Regions from separate parts of the Homo sapiens genome. Here region 2 is linked to region 1. Evidence: chromatin contacts called from ENCODE Hi-C or POLR2A ChIA-PET data. All regions are on one chromosome and are shown on one strand. The core of a region is the stretch at or near the end of the contact, and the rest is flanking DNA. Distances in the headings are between cores, read along the strand shown.

The links. A loop is a pair of places that touch in the nucleus more often than their neighbours do. ChIA-PET counts read pairs that join two places held with the same protein, here RNA polymerase II (POLR2A). Pooled maps may share reads with other maps.
Region 2: a map of CD4-positive, alpha-beta memory T cell shows a loop between it and region 1 (30-fold over the local background). The contact joins the promoter of PEX16 here to the promoter of LINC02696 in region 1. A Hi-C loop is called at or near these places in 1 of 168 maps with a recorded cell type or tissue (CD4-positive, alpha-beta memory T cell) and 9 of 50 pooled maps. POLR2A ChIA-PET finds 5 or more read pairs at or near these places in 1 of 52 experiments (activated CD4-positive, alpha-beta T cell).

What each region holds. Positions count from the first base shown.
Region 1 is chr11:45,354,035-45,359,122 of GRCh38, forward strand. LINC02696 (long intergenic non-protein coding RNA 2696) reads left to right here and starts at 1,337. Exons shown (of 2, transcript NR_120558.1): 1 at 1,337-1,568; 2 at 2,362-2,623.
Region 2 is chr11:45,915,938-45,921,498 of GRCh38, forward strand. It overlaps PEX16 (peroxisomal biogenesis factor 16), which reads right to left and starts at 1,940. Exons shown (of 11, transcript NM_004813.4): 1 at 1,763-1,940; 2 at 1,521-1,556; 3 at 290-366. The coding sequence starts at 1,874. RefSeq lists enhancers at 996-1,748, 1,695-1,764.

The sequences.
Region 1 (5,088 bases), core at 87-2,586:
TTGACACTCTGTCCTGCGCCTCTTTCCCAAAGGGTATTCTCTCCACCAGGCAATTTCTTCTAAGCTCCTGCTCTAGCACCATTCATATACAAGAATCTAAGGCACAGATTTCTAGCTCAGGCCTGTCATCTAAAAAATCAAACCAGGCACATCCATTGGCCTGTTGAGTTTCTCCCCTAGAAGACCTTCAAGGCTTAATATATGTAAAACCAAACTTCCCACACATCAGCTTCTTCTCCTGTGGTTCCCTTTTAGTATGTGATGGCCCAACATTCTCCCAGCTATCAGCCCAGAAGCCTGGCAGTCACCCCAACTCTGCAAATTTCACACACCCAATCCACCACCACCACTGCCGCCACCTGCTTCCCAATGATCTCTCTCTCTCCCTCCCTCCCTCCTGTATTCTTCAGCTGTGGCCTGAGTCCAAGTAACCAAAGTCAAGAAAAGCAGGGCCATGTACTCTGTACTCACCAGCCTGGTGCTTGAAACCCTCAACTATTGTAAAGTGGTTATGTTAATGAAAAGGGGTCCCCATCCAGACCCCAAGAGAGGATTCTTAGACTTTAAGCAACGAAGAATTTGGGGCAAGTTCAAAGAGTAAAGTGAAAGCAAGTTTATTAAAAAAGTAAAGGAATAAACGATTGGCTACACCATAGGCAGAACAGCGGCATGGGCTGTTCAACTGTGTATACGTTATTTATTGATTATACACTAAACAAGGGGTAGATTAGTCAAGAGTATTCTGGGGAAAGGAGTGGCAATTCCCAGAACTGAGGGTTCCACCCTCGCCTTCAGATCATATAGAGTAACTTCCTAACATCGCCATGGCATTTGTAAATGCTCATGGTGCTGGTGGGAGAGTCTTTCAGCAAGCTAATGTATTATAATTAGCATATGATGAGCAGTGGGGACAACCAGAGTTCACTTTCATTGCCAATCTTGGTTTTGGTGGATTTTGGCCGGCTTCTTTAAGTATCCTGTTTTACCAGCAGGGTCTTTGTGACCTGTATCTTGTGCTGACCTCCCTGTCTCATCCTGTGACTTAGAATGCCTAACCTCCTGGGAATGCATCCCAGCAGGTCTCCACCTTCTTTTATGCAGCCCCTATTCAAGATGGAGTCCCTCTGGTTCAAACGCCTCTTGACAGTTCATCTTTTCAGTGTTTCCGGCTAGGAAATTTAAATGTTTGTCCATCTATTCACTGGGCTCTGAAGCACTCATTTAGTACACTGAGAAAGGAGAGGGAGGGGGGATGGGAGGAGGGGAGGAGCAGAGAAAGGAGAGGAGGCGGAGACGGTTAGTCTAGCCTCTCTGTGGGGCCTCTCTGCTGGTACCCAGATGCTGAGCGCTGAAATTCTCATCCGCCACACACAACATGGCGGCTTCCTGGACCCGCGCCCAATTTTCGCTTCCGGGATGGAAGCTACGTCATTTCCCCCTCTGTTGCCCTAGCGCCCCTTGGAAGCCAAGAATATGAGGAAGTCTTCTTCCTTCGCGCCTTCTTCTTCCTTACGCTCCAGGGCAGCCTGACAGAGCCGCTCGAAGGCTCTGCTGGCCGCGGCTAGCCGGTGAGGAGGGTGGGGGGAGGGGCCGTCCCGCGTGTGGGGGAGTCTGAAGGCGACCAACGAGAGGGAGGGCCGGAGCGGGGAGGTGGCTCGGAGGCATGTCCAGTAAATTGGGGATGAAAATCCTCCCAGGAACCCGATTATTAATGGGTTGAGGGAAGTGGCAGGTGCAGCGGTTGCGCAAAGACAATGATGCTTAGTAGCCAGGACTTCATGGCCACAAAATTTGTGTGTAGAGAGGGCCACAGCAGCCTGAAAACCATTTTCGTCCCCTTTTAGGTTTACCCATTCCACTGGACCCAGCCACCACCCACTCCTGCTGTCTGGTAAACTTTCCTCCTGTTTCTGGGGCCATGTCTGGCATGAAGAGTTTTTACTGAATAGTTTTCATTGATCGCAGGCCAGTTCTCTCTTCTCACCCCTTTATTGAAGTGACAGTGAAAATCTAAGTGAGAAAGCACTGTTACAGGGGCTGAAAAGGCTACAGGAGACCAGAGCCATTGACTTTTATTTTTAAAATGAAGATCTCTTTTACTTGAAGGAACTTAAGAATTTTGGCATTCAAATAGGGGCTGGAAGACTTGAAAGCAGTAGAAATTTCACCACAGGTGATAGGAAAGGATGATCACGAAATGAATATCTCCTGACTTGCACACCTAGTGAGCAGAGCCAGGAAGGACCTCCTTCACCTTAGCATTTGGAACAGGCTGCAAAGTTCATTCTTCCTCATAGCAGCCCCTGCATTCAGTTTGGTTTAGTTGTTTTATGTGGTTTCTAGCCTGATTTTTTTTTTCAGGGTGCAGCAGAAGTCTCAGGTAGCTGAGAAGTTCATGGAATCTTCTTATTTGCTACACCTTTCACTACTGCTTGTGATATAGTGCAGGGTTGGGATGTGCAGACATTTCTCAAGTGCACTGTGTACCTACACAGCATGCTGCAATTTGGCTACTGAAGTCAAGAGAAACTGGTTTGAACAACTACTGAGTGTAACATAGGAAGCGCATTTCATTTGATAACAGGAACACAGCTTTTGTGCTAATAAAATGCTTTGAAAATTAGTGTGTGGTCTTTAGTAATTAGCATATACATTTTAGTTATCCATTGGTTCATAACAAACGGACTAAATAGGTACCCCACTGAGTCATTTATCTAAATGAAAAGTTTGGTTAAATTGTAGTTGTAGGCATTGATCAAAGCTAATGGGAAAAAGAGATTAAGATGAAAATCATGGGATTAAATTTTTAATTAGTTTGCCCCTTGGACCGTTGCTTGGTATGACATGGAGATTGATTGGCTACTTATGCCTGCCTGGGAAGATATGGCTCTGCTACCAAACCTCTGAACGTAAGAGTGTTTTGCAAAAAAACTGAATATTTTATTCAGTAATTTTTCACTTTATTCCTGCTTAACAAGGAATTGAAAAGGAAGGCAAGGTCTTGGATCTCATAGTTCTTGGTATAGTGATAGATATAAAGTATGAGATGGGGGCTTCAGTGGGTTCATTAATAAATATCTCAAATTAACATGTCTAAGTCAAACTCTTCCTTTCCTGCCCCCAATCTCTTCCTCTCCCAGGGCTCCTTATGTCAACTAATGGTGCCATCATTAGTGCACTCAAAGCAAAAACCTGGGAACAATCTTGATTCCCTCTTTCATTCCCCACAGCTCACCCATCAACAAATTCGATCCGCTTTTATTCTAAAATATATCCTAAATCCATTCACTGTTCTTATCTCCACCACCCTAACCCAGGCATCATCATCCTTTACCTGGTTAACTGCAAGATCCTTTTCATTTAACTTCCCTGCTTCTAATCTTCTGACCCATTTTCACCATCCCAGTCCATTCACCACACAGTAGCAGCCAAAATATTTGTTTAAAATGTAAGTTAGATTCTATCACTTTTGTGTTTAGAATTATTGTCTTCCCCCACTAATTACTGTGCCCTATGTGATCTGGACTCAATCTGGTACCACTCCCTACCCCTTCACTCACTATAATCCAGACATACTATCTTTCTTTCTTCAACCTGCCAAGTTTTATCCTGCCTTAGGGTCCTTGCACTAGCTGTTCCCTTTGCTGGAACCCTCTTCACCCAGTTATTGCAGAGCTGGCCCTCTCTTGTTTAGAGCTGAATTTCAATGTGACCTCTTCAAATAAGTCCTCCCTTGACCACCCAAACTCATGTACCCCCTTGTTACTCTCTGTCACGTCATCCTGATTCAGTTTCACCACAACACTCATCATTACTGCTATTTTCTTGTATCTTCCTTTGTTTATTGACTGTCTCCTCCCATTAATATGTAAGCTCCCTGAAAATAAACATCTTGTCTATATTGTATGACTGTATCCCCAGAACTTCAAATAGTCTGTGACATATGAATGAATGAATGAATGAATGTACGAATGGATTCTGCTTCCCCAAAGCTGCTGCCATCTCATCTCAGGTACATTGAAACAGGAAGGCTGGTAAAGGCCAGGGGGTCAAATGCTACATAGAGTGGAGCCTGAAGCACAAGATGTGGGCAAAGACACAGTGGAGAGGGGCAAGAAAAGCATTTGGGATGGAGGGCAGAGGGTCTGGGAAGGAACATGGAAATGATATAGAACAACTCTACAGATATGTCCTAGACATCTTAAGACTTGTACAAGCATGCGTGTGCCCGCACATACACACATACCAGCTTGAAGAATCTTGTCTCAGCACATGCTCTGTACTTGAGTCTTAGAGAACACTTTTCTTGGTAGAGATGTTTAGGCTTCAGCATTAAGGAGTCTGATTCAGAGGTCTAGGTAGGGCCCATGTGTCTGTGACTGCATAATACTTGTAAACTGGTCTCATTCTTGGTCAGGACAATAAGGCTGCAGTAAATCATAGCAGCTGGGAGAAAGTAGTGTGGTATCCTGCAGTGGTTCTGTTCACCACCACATGGGCAGAGCATGAGCAACTTTCCTTTCCTGGGCCCTCGTTCTGCTCAGATACAAAGTGAAGGCTTACTTGGGCTCCTGTGCAACTTTAAAAGTGAAACTTAACTGAAATTGGGCAGGTGGGCTGCACTTCTTCTAAAAAGTAAGAGGCCCACTTTTTAGAAAATATTAAACCTTGGATTACACCTCAGTTTGGCAGTTACATGACACATTATTTCTAAAGAGCCATCTAATTTTATGCCATCTAATGTTTATATTGATAACTGATGAAAATACAGGAGCTTATTATGCCACTGAAACTACGATGAAGTGGCTCAAATTTATTCTCTCACTGTAGGTTGGATTTGAGGGGATAAGGATAAGAGAGAAAATACTATTGGTGCTCAGGTTAAAAAAAGAAAAAGAAAAAAATGGAGCTTAGACTTTAATCTTTTCATAAATCTTCCTCATCCCCAATTGTTCAGCCAAATTCAGAAGGATTAGCTTTCCATCTTCCATGAACCTTTTGGTTGGATCTTTTGTCAATCTTTTTCCCCTTTGAGGCTACCTCGATGTTTAACAAAAAAAAAAAAAAAAGAACTACAAACTTCATTCA
Region 2 (5,561 bases), core at 690-3,189, 560 kb after region 1:
CCCCTTTCCAAGCCTAACTGTGCAGGTGTGAGTTCAAACACCAACTCCACCATTAACAGGCTGGGGGACCTGAAACAGCTGACTCTACCTCTCTTCACCTGAGACAGTCTCTTCATCTAAGATGGGAATACTCACACTTTACAGGTCACCTAATGAGATGGTTTGAGGCTCAGATGGACATAGGCCTGTCTCATACTCCATGAGACATGTGCTGCACGCATGGGCTAGCTGCTACTATTTCATTCCTGAGTCCCCATGCTTCCCACCCTGTTCTTGGCAGAATTCTCACCACAGGCAACTTTTTCCGAAGCTCCTTCCGTAGGATCCCGTCATTGAGCAGCACAAGCAGGTTAGAGGCAGAGTACACTGAGGGGTAGAGAGTGGCCTTGAGAGGCTGGCTCTGCAGCCTCCATCCCTCTCACCTTCTCCCCAGAGCTGCAGGGATCACCTGTCACATGCTCTGCTCAGACACCCACAGACTATGTGGAAACCAACCTTCTTCTCCACCCACTTCCTCAGCACTCCCCTCTCCCCAACATGATCTCACAAGGGTGGCTGGACCAAGAAAGGATGGGTCAATCTCAGTGACAAGCCAGTTACTGCCCTGCTGGATGGCACTGGTCATCCAGCTGCCCACAACTGCCCATCGCTCTCTGAACTGCCACAGATACACGGTCCCACCTCCTGGCCCTTTCTCTCTTGGCAGCCTGTTCCTGAGGGTCTATTCCACCTCCACTTTTCTTTTTTCTGAGTCGGAGTTTCACTCTTGTTGCCCAGGCTGGAGTGCAATGGCACAATCTCGGCTCACTGCAACCTCTGCCTCCCAGGTTCAAGCAATTCTCCTGCCTCAGCCTCTCAAGTAGCTGGGACTACAGGCACCTGCTACCATGCCCAGCTAATTTTTGTATTTTTAGTAGAGATGGGGTTTCACCATGTTGGCCAGGCTGGTCTCGAACTCCTGACCTCACGTGATCCACCTGCCTCTGCCTCCCAAAGTGCTGGGATTACAAGTGTGAGCCACTGCACCTGGCCTCACCTCTGCTTTTCAAAACCCAGTGCATTCTTTCAGGACTGTGACAGCAGTCACTGGGCAAACACTCTTGAGGTAGTTACAATCTGGGAATCCTGGAATCTGGGAGATCTAGACTTGAATCTTGGTTCTGGGACCATCAGTGACTGTTCTCTAACCTCACTGAGCTTCTTCCTTAAATGGACAGTGATGACAATAAGTACCACTTAATATGACTGTAGGGAGGATTAACAAGTAAAGGTAAGAAAGGCACTTAGTCCAGCGCCTGGCCAGTAGTGAATACTCAGATAAGGTCCCCAGACGTGTCTCTTGACTTAGGGACATGGAGGGCCCAGGACAATGAACAACAGACCTTGTGCCGATTCAGTCATAGCACAAGGTGTCTAACGGGCAGCCCAGGTCCTCGGGCTGGGGTGCTCACCCTCTCTGGGGAACTCACCAGGGGCCAGGCAGCCGATCCCCCATCCCCCACCCCCAGAGCCCGGCTCACCCAGCTCTGACAGCTCGTGCGAATCGGCGAATCGACCTGGGGAGAGGGTACAGAAGGAGGTGTGAGTGAGCATCTGCCTCACATTTCGTCTTCGGGTCCCGGAAATCCCCTCCCTACGCCCTTTGGGAACCTGGACGGGTCTTCTCAAGCACAGCGATCACTACCCTGACTCCGCAGGGAAGGGGGCCACTGGGGTCATAGGTCAGGGCCCAGAAGGAACTGATCAAAGGTCAGGGTGGCACCTGCCAGCAGGTAACTGAAGCCCCGCACTGCTGTCTCCAGCTGGGCCGTGGCGGCCGGGTGACGAGTCACGTACTCCTGGTAGCGGAGGCCCAGGAGCCGCAGCTTCTCCATCCTGCCCTCGGCACCGACAGACCCACAGAAGGACCGTACGACAGGCTGCGGCGCCCTGCTTCCTGCGCCCTCCTTCCTGCTTCCGGTCTTAGGCCCGCCTCTTGGTTGCTTAACTTCCGCGGGCCAGAAGGCTGAGGACTTGAAGAACCGGTGAACCACCCTTCACCCCATCTCTTGAACCGCTTCCCACTCGGGTAGCCCTTAGCAACTGAGGGCCCAAACCCGGCCCCCTACTCCCTCAAGTCATTGGTTAGCACGCTCTCCGCCCCTGACCCGCCCAGCGCCGTCAGCACCCAGCTCTTCCGTTTACCGGGTTGGCTGCCCTTGCGCCTGCGCAGTTAAAGCTCCGGTAAAGCCGGGCGGCAGTCAGAGCAGTTCATTCTAGAGAAGGGAGCTGGAGCCCCGAGTCTTTCCAATGGAACGCCGAGAGACTCGAACGGCAGGGCCGGATTTTAAAGGGCTGAGAGATAGCGGGTGCTTGAAAAAAGGAGCCTCGATCAGATTTGGGGAGGTGCGGGGCGTCTAAATACAGTTGCACTGTGTCTCAGCAGGCGCGCGTTCGGCCAGTATCCCCATCTCCGTTTCCTCAACAAAGGTAGTGCTGGGGAAACTGAGGCAGTAAGGAGTCCAGCCCTCTAGTGCCGTCTCGATCCCCTAGACAGCACAGTTAGTGCTCCGGCTTCGGCCTCAGCTCCCGTATGGACTGTGCCCCCCAAAGGGCTCGCGCCTGCATTCCCACATACGCGAAGAAAGCCCTGGCCCGGGCTTCTCTCGGCTCGGTGGCCCTTGGGCGGGAGTATCCCTTCTCTGGGTCTCGGATTTCCCGATCTGTAAAATGGTTTGAGGGCAGACTTGATCCTTGAACTCAGAATCGATCTCAGCTTTCTGGCCCTCGGACGCACCTCGCAGTCCTCAGCTGCGCCCCCAAGGGAAGGGGAGACCCCTGGGGAGTATCTTCCCAAACCAAGCAGCCTCCCTGGAACGGGTGGCACCGGGAGATCTGCGGCGAGTGGTGGAGGGAACGGGCGCTCTGGGGAGGTAGCGCTGATTGGCTGCGGGGAAAGGGGCGTGACATGGGTGGAGCCGTGGGCCAGTGGCCTGAGGGAGCGGGCCAGCGGATTTATGGTACCCTGAGAATAGTAATACATTATTTTACCTAATCCTCTCCACCAGATATCTCCAGATGAAGAAAGCATCCTTTTAAGAACGCCCAGCCAAAATTTGAGTGTTGGTCTTTTCTGACCTCAGAGACTAGGCGGTTTTTTTTAATTCATTTTTTTTAACTTTAATTTTATTTTTAGAGACCAGGTCTAAGCATCACACCTCACCAGGAAACCACAACCTTCCTTCCACTCCCTCACTCCACCCTACTCCACAGCTTAGTTTTCTTCTCTATCAGGTGGGGGATTAAAGCTGCCCTCTTCTCACATCAAAGAACGAAGACCCAGGGAAAGGTGACCAGGGGCCTGAGGAGAGGCAAAGGTCTTGGAGAACAGAGGAGGTGGTCATGGGCATCGTCGACATCATTTCTGGCCACGCTCTGGGTTCCAGGCTTGCTTGCCCTCCTCCCAGCAGCCCCAAGTTGCTATGAACTGTTCACAGATGGGAAATTAGGGCCCAATAAGGAGGGGAAAGGATTTGTCCCACATGGCACAGCAAGGCACTGGCCAAAGAGGCCACAGCGCAGGTCTCCAGTGGCAGTGCCCTCTCTCCTACTGCCCACAGCCCACAAAAGCTGTGACATGTTGAGGCTCCTTGGTCATAAGGCCAGTTAGCAACTGGGATTAGGACCTAGGCTCAGGGCCCTCAAGGTGAGGCTCCTTCTCCCTTCCTCTGCCCCACCTTGTTTTTTGTTTGTTTGTTTGTTTGTTTTTGAGACGGAGTCTCACTGTCGCCCAGGCTGGAGTGCAATGGTGCAATCTCAGCTCACTGCAAACTTTGCCTCCCAGGTTCAAGCAATTCTCCTGCCTCAGCCTCCCGATTAGCTGGGCCTACAGGCGCCCGCCACCACGCCTGACTAATTTTTGTATTTTTAGTAGAGACGAGGTTTCGCCATGTTGGCCAGGCTGGTCTCGAACTTCTGACCTCAGGTGATCCGCTTACCTCAGCCTCCTAAAGTGCTGGGATTATAGGTGTGAGCCACTGAGCCCTGCAGGGCCCTGCTGTGCACCAACACCTTAGTGAACTTGTTCCTCAAACCTCCAGTTTGGCCACTCCTCCAGCCCTCCCTCTGCAGCTGTGGAGAGGGTACAGAGAGAGAATTTGAGGTTCTTCAGCACTCCTTGGGCTGGAGGTCCTGATTCTGAGAGCAAGGTGTGGAGGGGAGAGGGGCAGACTCCCCAGGACAGAATAGGAAGGGGCTTGGGCTGGAACCAGTTTCTTCTCCCTCCCTGCAGAACTGGGAAGGGGAGCATGGGTCTAGCCAGCTTGGCAGCAGCAGGGCTGCCTGAATTTCCTCTCTAGATCCCAGGCCGGATTAGGGCCCAGAGACAAAGAGTTGCGGTGTGTGCAGGAGGCCCCTCCCCTGCTCCCTGGCCCCCTGCCTGGGCTTGGCCGTCTTTGTTGGGCTGGAAGGACCTTTGGGCAGATTGAGCCGTATCCTCTCTCCTTCAGTTTGCCCCAAGTCACAGGGGAAGAGAGGTAGACCAGTCCAACATTTACCTACGAGAGTACCAGAGGCCCAGAGATGGAGCCTCACTCGTCTAATAGGGTCACACAGCAAAGTCCTGGGCAGAGCTGGGTCAAAATGGGTCTTAGGCCAAGAGGAACAGCACCTGTTTATATGCCCATACGTGTCCCTCTTTCTCCCTCCACGCCCCCAGAACAACCCCTTGGGGGCCTAGCAGGTATCTCAGCACTTCAGTTTCCCTGAGTGGTGAGGTTGAGCCAGAAGAAGGGCCAACATTGTGAGTGACTACAGTGAGATCTGCAGACCCAGCTTCCTGCACTGACTCCCCCAGCCCCTTTATTGAAGACTCATCCTGGGCCAGCACCCAACTATGGATCCCATATGGTGTTTGTTTGTTTTTAGAGACAAGGTCTCACTCTGTCACCCAGGCTGGAGTGCAGTGGTGTGATTACAACTCACAGCAGGCTTGACCTCCTGGGTTCAGGTAGTCCTCCTACCTCAGCCTCCCAAGTACTAGGCACATGCCACCACGCCCAGCAATTTTTGTATTTTTTGCAGTCATACAGTTTGGCCGCATTGAGCAGGCTAGTCTCAAATTCCTGGGCTCAAGCAATCCACCTGCCTTGGCCTTCCAAAGTGCTGGGATTACAGGCATAAGCCACTGTTCTGGCCTGGTCTCACATGTTTAACCCCCACAAACCGTCTCTGTTGAGGGTCCTGGAGAGGGAATCACATTTCCCCACCCCAGCTTTAGGCTACAGATGAAGATCAGGGAGGCTGGAGGCTCAAGCTCCAGACGCCTGAGTGGCCAGTGCATGGCCCTTCTCAATTTCTGGGTGCACAAGGAGCCACCATCAGTCTCCATAGCAACCATTATCCCTGCCCTCCAGAGACCCAAAGCCTGACCTTCCCCATCTCCCAGAGAAAGGGGGTCTCAGGTTGGGCTGCTTTCCACAGCTTCTTTTGAGTTTGCCTCACTTTTTGCAGCCAGAAGTTGGGCAAATGACACAGCCTGAGCCCCCTTTCCAGGTCATGGGAGGGGAGATTCTCATTCCAAT